Regions from separate parts of the Homo sapiens genome. Here all the other regions are linked to region 1. A link is a contact called in ENCODE Hi-C or POLR2A ChIA-PET data. All regions are on one chromosome and are shown on one strand. The core of a region is the stretch at or near the end of the contact, and the rest is flanking DNA. Distances in the headings are between cores, read along the strand shown.

Region 1 (3,050 bases), core at 478-2,977:
CAGTTTACCTGGAGGTACTTTGCATACAGAAACATTTTTCATCACTTACTAAGTGAGAATAGGACCCTGGCCTAGGGGGAAAAACAACCACAGACAAACCATACTTCCCTGAGAAGCAGGAGCATAGTGCTGGCTAGTGAATTGCTTTCACAAACCGACCTCATAACTCTGTGCCTTAGAAAAATTAGAAATGGGAACATTTGGAGATCACTTGGGAAAACTTGAAATTATGAATGTTAATCTGTGATTGCTAAGGGAACGTGGTATTTCCTGCCTATTTTGTCTGTAGTTTGTCTCTTTCTCTTCTAATTCATTTTTAAAACTCTGCTAGATTAATTTTGCTAAAATAACGTTTTGCACTCCTCATTTCCTGTTTAAAAACATGTAGTGACTCACCATCAGTTTTAGAAATCGATTTAAAGGACTTCATGAAACTGGTTTCAGGCCACCCACAGTTTGGCCCATACCTATCTCCTGTTCTCCTTCATAAACCTTTCAAATCTAGCCAAATTGCTTTGTTCTTTGTCCCTGGAGTATGGCTTTCTCTTTCTTTCTTTCTTTCTTTTTTTTTTGAGACACAGTTTCGCTCTTGTTGCCCAGGCTGGAGTGCAATGGCACGATCACAACCTCCACCTCCTGGGTTCAAGCGATTCTCCTGCCTCAGTCTCCCGAGTAGCTGGGATTACAAGCATGTGTCACCACACCCAGCTAATTTTGTATTTTTAGTAGAGACGGGGTTTCTCCATGTTGGTCAGGCTGGTCTCGAACTCCCGACTTCAGGTGATCTGCCGGCCTCAGCCTCCCAAAGTGCTGGGATTACAGGCGGGAGCCACTTTGCCTGGCCTGGAATATGCCTTTTTCTATTGCTGTGCTTTATTCTGATTTTTGTTTTAGAATAGCTTTCAAATCTTATTCTGTTTCTTTAATCTCTCTTGTGTCTCTCTTTATGCCTTCTGGGCTTCACATGGGGACTGGTGTGGTTGTAAAGGCCCCCTGAGTTGAGATGTGGAAGCACCCTCTGTTACAGAGTGAGGGATTGACTCACTGAAAAGAACTATTCAAGTCATTCCTGAATTGCTTACCTTTGGTACTTCTTGATTTAGTAAAGTAGATTTCCTGTTTTCATATGAAAAGCATAATTGAATCATAGAGCAGGTACTAGGAATCAGACTGTCTGGGTGTGAAACCCCACTCTGACTTTTACTAGCTCTTGACCATAGGCATAGTTTCCGTATCTCTAAATGCATGTAAGGGTCCCTGTCTACCTTGTAGGGTGGTTGTGAGGATAAAAACAATACACAGCACATGATAAGAGCTCAATGAATATTAGCTGCTGCCTTTGTTATTCGTATTCATATTATTGTAGATATTTTCTGATGAATTTGATACTCGTTCACCATTTACTTCAACACATTTCGAGTTAAAAGATATTTCCTGCTTTGAGAATAAAATTATTTCAAGTTAAAATAAAAATTAATCTAATATACCCTTAAGTAGTAATGAGGCATGTAGTTAGTGCACTGAAGTAGTTATGTGCTTCCCAAAGTGGGAACTTAAAACAAAAAGGAATCTTTTAAGCTTAACAATTCCTTATGTTAGTCATATAATTATCCCTTTTCTCAGAAGCCTGGGGCCAAATGGATCTGTTCCTAGGAGAAAGGAACTGTCTCTCCTGGCTTAACAAAGATTCAGTTTAAAGGCTAGCTACCCTCTGAGTCATACTGCTTTCTGATCTTGGAGTGCTTGCCTCTGTCCCATGAGAAAGAAAGGTGGATGAACAGCACTTGCAGGAAGGAACTTTCATCTTTCTTGAAGCCAATCCAAGGCCTCAGATGCAGAAAGAATGCCTACCTTACCTCTTCAGGGGAAAAGGGGTTTGATAAAGGTGCTCTACATAATGCGAATCTGTTTTCATTAATTCATGCATTCATCTACTCTTTTATTATGCATTCAATTCCTCAACCATTTATTGAGTATATACCTGGTGTCAAGCACTGTGCTAGCTACTGGACACGTCAAAAGGAAAGAATGAGATTTTGTCCTCTGCCTTGAGATTAAGGTAGTTTTTTTGTTTGTTTGTATGTTTTAACATACCAAGTCCAGTGAAATCTTAAAATATTTTTTATATGGCTGGGCGCGTTGGCTCACGCCCGTAATCCCAGCACTTTGGGAGGCCGAGGCGGGCAGATCATGAGGTCAAGAAATTGAGAACATCCTGGCCAACATGGTGAAACCCCGTCTCTACTAAAAATACAAAAATTAGCTGGGTGTGGTGGCAGGCACCTGTAGTCCCAGCTACTCTGAAGGCTGAGGTAGGAGAATCGCTTGAACCCAGGAGGTGGAGGTTGCAGTGAGCCGAGATTGCACCACTGCACTCCAGCTTGGGTGACAGAGTGAGACTCCATCACAAAAAAAAAAAAAAAAAAAAAAAAAATTCTGGGAGTGAATGTGTTCTGAAGCAGATTTACATTTGCTAAATTCCATGCCAGGCAGAACAAATGTAATTCAGTGCATATTTGAAATTCATAAAATGGAAGTACTTGAGTAGTTGGAGAACCTGTTATTGAGGTGAAGAAACTCAATCATAATTAGAGTCATAATGATTACACTGGGTAGAGTCTAAGCAGCAATTTCTAAAATCCAGTGACTCTCTATTATCTCTGTGACAAAATGTTGGAATTTAAATATTACTTCTGGAAGGCCAGGTAATTTTTAGATGTGTTGGAACACTTTTATTGCCCCATAGCATAGCTTTAGATTTTTTTCTTTATCCCACCCTTTCCACCAATCTGGGAAAAGAACCATTTCCAAATTCTTGTACAGAGTAAATCACGTGCTCTTTAATTGTTGGAACTAATTTTAAATTTTGATACTGTTTATAAATTTACTAGTCAGAATTCTGTTACTTGATATGTTACTTTGGGTTTGAAAATGTTTCTCTTTTTTATTCACTGGTAGAATACCTGACTTTTGGGAGAACAGCAAATATTTCATGGTGGTAAACTTGTTTTAATTAGCTAACAGGACCATTCACAGTTTTTGAAGCATTC
Region 2 (2,767 bases), core at 139-2,638, 120 kb after region 1:
TCACGACCAGCCATGTTCAAGCGGAAAATAGGGCATCATTGCTCCCTTCCGTTATTGAATGAGGCTACCTTTGCTCTATTGCTGTACGTTTCCAACTACATTTTCAGGGCTTATTCATTCATGCCATAAGTAAATATAGTGAAACTTAAAGCATTGATTATGTACCATGGAGAAAAGAAATAAGGCAATGTAGAGATGGAGCAAGTGGGAGATAAAGAACTTCTTTTAGTGTGTGGTCAACAAAAAACTTTCTGAGTAATGGTATTTGGGCAAGCATAGGTGACCTTCATGAAGAAATGAGGTAAGGGAGTTCAAGGCAAAGACAATAGCAAGTGCAAAGATACTTAAGTAAAGACAAAACTGGCAGTTTTGAGGACCACAAGGAGGCCTGTATGGCTAGAAAAATGTTCTGTGGGGACAAAGGCGTATATGAAGGTCATAAGCTTAATTGGAATTCTGAGTAAACACTTGTTTATTTATTGTGCCTCAGATTTACCAATAATGCTTTTATTTCTTATTCTGTCTGAAGTCTCTGAGGGAAAGTAAAAACAGCTCTAGAATTTCCATGACTATCCCGTGATAAATGGACTATTTGAACCCAGTGATGAGTGACTTGACTTAAAATTGCACATGTTAATAGAAAATAAAAGCAAGCTCTATATTATTGTTTTTCTATAATAAAAGCATCCATAACACATATGCAGAATATAGAGAGATCCTATCCAGAAAAAAGTAAGTTAAGCTTAGTAAATAATGATTGAGCATTAACTGTATACCATGCACTGAATTAGGCAATCTAGATACCAAATTGGAATGCCAGCCAGATAGACAATAAACTAACAAAAGAAAATAAAGTGGCCGGGCGTGGTGGCTCACGCCTGTAATCCCAGCACTTTGGGAGGCCGAGGTAGGCAGATCACAAGGTCAGAAGTTCGAGACCAGCCTGAGCAACATGGAGAAACCCTGTCTCTACTAAAAATACGAAAATTAGCCGGGCATGGTGACACGTGCCTGTAATCCCAGCTACTCAGGAGGCTGAGGCAGGAGAATCTCTCAAACCCAGGAGGCGGAGGTTGCAGTAAGCCGAGATCGCGCCACTGCACTCCAGCCTGGGTGACAGAGCAAGACTCCATCTCAAAAAAAAAAAAAGAAAAAAAAAGTGTGTGCTAAATAACTACATGAATAGATACCCTGCTGTGGCATTAGACAGGAAGGAACCTTGTGTTTCCTGACTGGAGTGTTCATAAAGAGGTTAAAATTGGAGGAGTGCTGTGAAGGATAGGCTGGATTCCAGGGCAGGGAGAGATGTGGTGAAGGCATTCCTGGAAGTGGAAAAATTATCAGGAGCACAGCCACACAATCCTAAGAGCACTATCAATGGCATCCTTTTATGGGGCACTTGCTAAGTGCCAGGTTCATGCCCCATGTTATGCACATTTGACAATCATCGACACAGGAAGCTTGCAAGGTTGTGGTGACTTCACTTTGCTGTGAGGAAATTGAATCTGAGAGAGGCTAAGCAGAGTGTCCAAACTCCCTCAGTTGGGGAGCAACACTAATGAGAGTCTTACTCAAAACTGTGCTATGTAGTCTAGTATAAATTCTTAGCAATACTAGTAGTCTAGTAATGAATTCTAAATGTATTAAAGGACTGACTAGCAAAAGACATGAAGGTGAGTGAGGAATCTAGTTTAAAAGGAGACTGAAAATATACTGAAGTCCATATCCTTGAGTGTTTTGAATAGCATGTTAAAACATTTAATTTTTGTGTGTGTAGGCAATCAGGAGTTGTAGAATTATTTTCGTGAGATTAGAGGCATGCTCTAACCCATGTTTCACTATACATGTTAATTGCAACGTGAAGATTGGCTAGCAAGGTGACGTATGGATAATGAAAAAAGTGAATAAATATAAAATAAAATGTAAATTAAAAAAAAAAACCATTTAGGAAGCTTTTGAAGTAATCCCAGCAAAAGGCTGGACCAGGCTATGGGGAGAGAAGTGCAAAGGAAAGGACAAATACAAGGAATTTGGGAAAACAGGACGTGATTAATGAATGTGGAATGTGGTACAAATTTGTCAGGTATACTTGCCCAACATGTTTCTTACGTTTTGGAAATGTGCAACCTTATAAGGGAACCAGAAAACTGTCTTTCAGCAGTCCTTGCAGATAAAATACAAGTCTGTTGCCTAGGGTTTGCCAGTCAGATAAATGCATGTAAGCAAGGCTTTGTTTCAAATTGAGCATCATGAGGAAGCAGCAAGGCAGGACAACAATTGTCCTGTCAGGTGTGGAATCTCATGGGCCAGCAGTGGAAGAGCTTCCACCTCAGCATTTTGGGAGCTAACTACACAGCATTAGTATGAGCTCTGGCATTGGCTGTGAACATCAGTGGCAAGCCTTTCATGGAGCCCACCCCACAGTATGAACAAGTACTGTTACCCTTCCCAGCTACAGAGCATCGAAGCCCAGTTCTCTGGATCTGTGAGCTCTCTAATACCTTTAATATATCTCTTTCCTGTTAAAATTAGCCAGAATAGATTTCCGGTGTTGGCTGTGAGAACCCTTACCTATATGAGAGGCTACAAGAGAGAGGAAGTATTCCAGAATATTCTACAGGGGTTCCAGTCTATGCCATTGATAGGATGCCATTGTCTAAAGAAGAGGAAGTACTTTTCAATTTAAATACCTAACAGGTATTTATCGGGAAGAGTAGGATGCACTGAATTTGGCAGAGCATTTATGTAGAGGCACTTAGAAATTCTG
Region 3 (2,902 bases), core at 37-2,536, 130 kb before region 1:
GGTAGTCAATAGTCATATGTGACTATTTAGCACTTGAAATATGTCTAGTTCAACTACAAGACTCGATTTTACATTTTATTTAGTTTTAATTAATTTAAATGTAAACTTTTAAGATTTAAAGGAATCCTGGGAGTAACCGAAACGTCGGTCTTGAGAAGAATAGGAAGAAACCAGGGTGGCCTTAGGAACTAAGAACTGCTTTGGAAGCAGTAGTGGTGTGTTCTTCAGAGTCATACCATGACTTAGTTATTAGTGGTACCCAACCTGGATTTATCAGATAACAATGGCATCTTCCAGGGAGAGAAAATCTGATTGTCTTTACATGAGTTTGGTGTCTACCCTCCAAATCAATCAACTGTAGGTTGGGTTGCAGAATGATTGCGTACCTGCCAGAGTGCTGACAGTTCCCAGGGAAGGAGGAAGTGGAGCCAGGCAGCAGTCTTAAGAGCGGTTTGCCACATTACTTAAGAGAAATATGTTTTTCCCTGCAAGCACTGATTTTTCTAACTTTAAAATACTCTTATTTTGTTAATTTACTTGTATTGCACCTGACTTATTTACCTTTTTTATTGCTAATTAAAAATACCACTCTATGTTGAGTAAACTTTTACTAACCTGAGAGACTAATGATTTATAACATTGTGTAGAAGGAAATCAAAGAACATTATAGCCAAAAGCAACAATATGAGCCATGCTAGACAATGCTCTCTTGTTACAGAGAGTATTGATACCAAGGCTTAGATGTTTTGCTATTTCAAGTCACGAAATTATTTGCCACATTAGGGATAGATACTTGCTTTAATCTGAACCTATGTTGTTGACCAGCTACATGTTAAAACCAAGTGTTTGAAAACCATCTTTTTGAAATTTGACGCTTTCCCGTAAATTTTTATTTTCCTGTAAAGTGGTAATACTAATAATTTGTGAGAAAACTGAGTAGTGCAGGTTTTGATTTTGAAGGGTTTTTTGTTTTGTTTTACATTTTTAAAACATGAAGAAAGAGCTTTGATTGAGAATGTGTTAATTGTATTATGTGAACCTATAAAATTAACTCTTATTATTTAATACATATGAACCAAATAATACTTGACCCAGATAAGTGAAGGATAGATAGAAAAGAAAGGCATTTACTTAAAATGGCTGCTTATTTTATCAAAGTTAGATTTCAAATTAGAGTTGGATGAGCTGTTTTAAAAGTCCATGCTAAATATGTTGGGGACTGCCCCGGAAACAGGTTTTCCTCCTCTGTGTAAATCAGCCATGTTTCTGTGGTGCGAGGTGGGTGGGAGCCTTGCTTTACTTCCTGCATCTCAGCAGGCTCAGGAAGGGAAGCTTGCTAGGGTGTTTAAGCAGCCACATGCATTATGTTAAATTAATTCTACCCCAGTCTTTGGACATCTATTGACAATAGTATTATTTGGGTTGCAAAATCAACAAGTGAATAGACCAAAGAAGAAATGGGGAAGAACCCAGAATGAGTGTGAGTCAAACACTACCTTGACACAGGAAGCCAGGACTAGAAGCCCTGAGATCAGTCCAATCCAGGGAATATGCTGACTGCGCTGTCATTTAGAACAGGCCAGTGGAATTCAGGACCTATCAGGTAAGTCCATGTCTTACCAACTTAAAGCAATCTTCTGGGAAGAGGTCTGGACCTGTATCTAACATGAATTGTAGTGAGGTCTGTCCATCACATTTCACTCATCTAATCACCTTTGTCATTCTTCTGGTTTTCACAGATAGGATAGAAAAACTGTAGTTTTTTTCTGTTGCCACTTAGCTCTTGGTTGCAGGGGCCTCTAGGTAGGTGTGAAGTGGTTATCAAGGCTTTGACTGTCAAAAACACTTCTACTCAAAATTGGCCTTAGCAGTTAAGCCAGATTTAAAATGATTTTGGTAGTGGATTATCTAAGCTCATATAGAATAACTGCAAGTCACTTTCAAACTTGCCATAGATGCGAAGATAATATATTCTCATTTTCTGGACTAGCTTTTCCCAGGAAAAGGTATGGGGTGGAGGGATATCAAATATCAATTTTTGTAGATATGGAAAGCTCCATGAATGTGTATTTATAGGCCCCCTGAGGTCTAACTGAATGTATGTTGAATGCAGATTCTTCTGTTTTCCTCCCCAGGTTTGTCATTTGGCAACTAGTACAGGAAAAAGACCCTCAATAACTAGCAAGTCTGTCTTTGTTATATGTAGACAAGCATTTTGATTAATTTAGGGAGGATGCTTTTTTCACTATATAAAATTAAAATGAAATTATGGAAGAACCTAGTTTGTTTTCTTACTTGAGTTGAATGCTGTTTAACCACTTTCTTATTACATTCGATTGACTTAGTTGAGTTGGATGCTGAATGTTTAACCACTTTCTTATTACATTTGATTGACTTAAAAACCATCTGTAGCATAGCCTAAATAACTTAAGACTTTCAGAAAGTTGTGGCAAATTTTTTTGATACATTCTCATTCATAGCCAACTCAATTATATTAACTTTTTATACAAATCAAATTATATTATAATCCATACACATTAAATTTCACTTAGACCAAAGAAGAGCCAAGGCTTCTTTACTGGATCTCACCCCCTCTTACGTATTTAAGAGCATTGCCCCAGGAAGTCCTCTTTTCTGCATCAGCATTTTCTATTCTTTGTTGGATCATACTCATTAGCAGAAGATGCCATAGTTTTTACTGTCTTGAAATAATAAAGCTTCTCCTGAGCCCATGTTCTTATCCAGCTACTGCTGCATTTCTCTTCAGAGCAAAACTCTCCAAAAGAATTATGTACGTTCACTGTCTCAAATTGCTCTTCTCCCATTCTTCCTTGAACCCTCTCCAAAGCTTTTCCTCATTCACTGCTTCAGAGCCTTCTTTTGTCAAAGTCTCCAATAACCT

Evidence for each region. A loop is a pair of places that touch in the nucleus more often than their neighbours do. ChIA-PET counts read pairs that join two places held with the same protein, here RNA polymerase II (POLR2A). Pooled maps may share reads with other maps.
Region 2: a loop to region 1 is called in a pooled map, with 13 times the contacts of the local background. The contact joins two enhancer-like sites. A Hi-C loop is called at or near these places in 3 of 168 maps with a recorded cell type or tissue (HCT116, MCF 10A and PC-3), 7 of 37 single-sample maps with no recorded cell type and 12 of 50 pooled maps. POLR2A ChIA-PET finds 5 or more read pairs at or near these places in 1 of 52 experiments (activated naive CD4-positive, alpha-beta T cell).
Region 3: a loop to region 1 is called in a pooled map, with 4 times the contacts of the local background. The contact joins two enhancer-like sites. A Hi-C loop is called at or near these places in 2 of 50 pooled maps. POLR2A ChIA-PET finds 5 or more read pairs at or near these places in 3 of 52 experiments (OCI-LY7, activated B cell and activated T-cell).

The regions. Positions count from the first base shown.
Region 1 is chr4:101,154,193-101,157,242 of GRCh38, reverse strand. All of the region lies in intron 2 of PPP3CA (protein phosphatase 3 catalytic subunit alpha), which reads left to right. Among named protein-coding and RNA genes, the nearest start is that of MIR8066, 85 kb to the left of the region's middle. RefSeq lists an enhancer at 1,489-1,990. Within about 2 kb of position 1,727, at least 3 of the 41 ENCODE cell types and tissues checked have a DNase peak (open chromatin) inside an H3K27ac peak, as active enhancers do; they include HCT116, where a contact is called at or near this core.
Region 2 is chr4:101,036,757-101,039,523 of GRCh38, reverse strand. All of the region lies in intron 11 of PPP3CA (protein phosphatase 3 catalytic subunit alpha), which reads left to right. Among named protein-coding and RNA genes, the nearest start is that of LINC01218, 160 kb to the right of the region's middle. Within about 2 kb of position 1,388, at least 5 of the 41 ENCODE cell types and tissues checked have a DNase peak (open chromatin) inside an H3K27ac peak, as active enhancers do; they include HCT116, where a contact is called at or near this core.
Region 3 is chr4:101,281,140-101,284,041 of GRCh38, reverse strand. All of the region lies in intron 1 of PPP3CA (protein phosphatase 3 catalytic subunit alpha), which reads left to right. Among named protein-coding and RNA genes, the nearest start is that of MIR8066, 42 kb to the right of the region's middle. Within about 2 kb of position 1,286, at least 3 of the 41 ENCODE cell types and tissues checked have a DNase peak (open chromatin) inside an H3K27ac peak, as active enhancers do.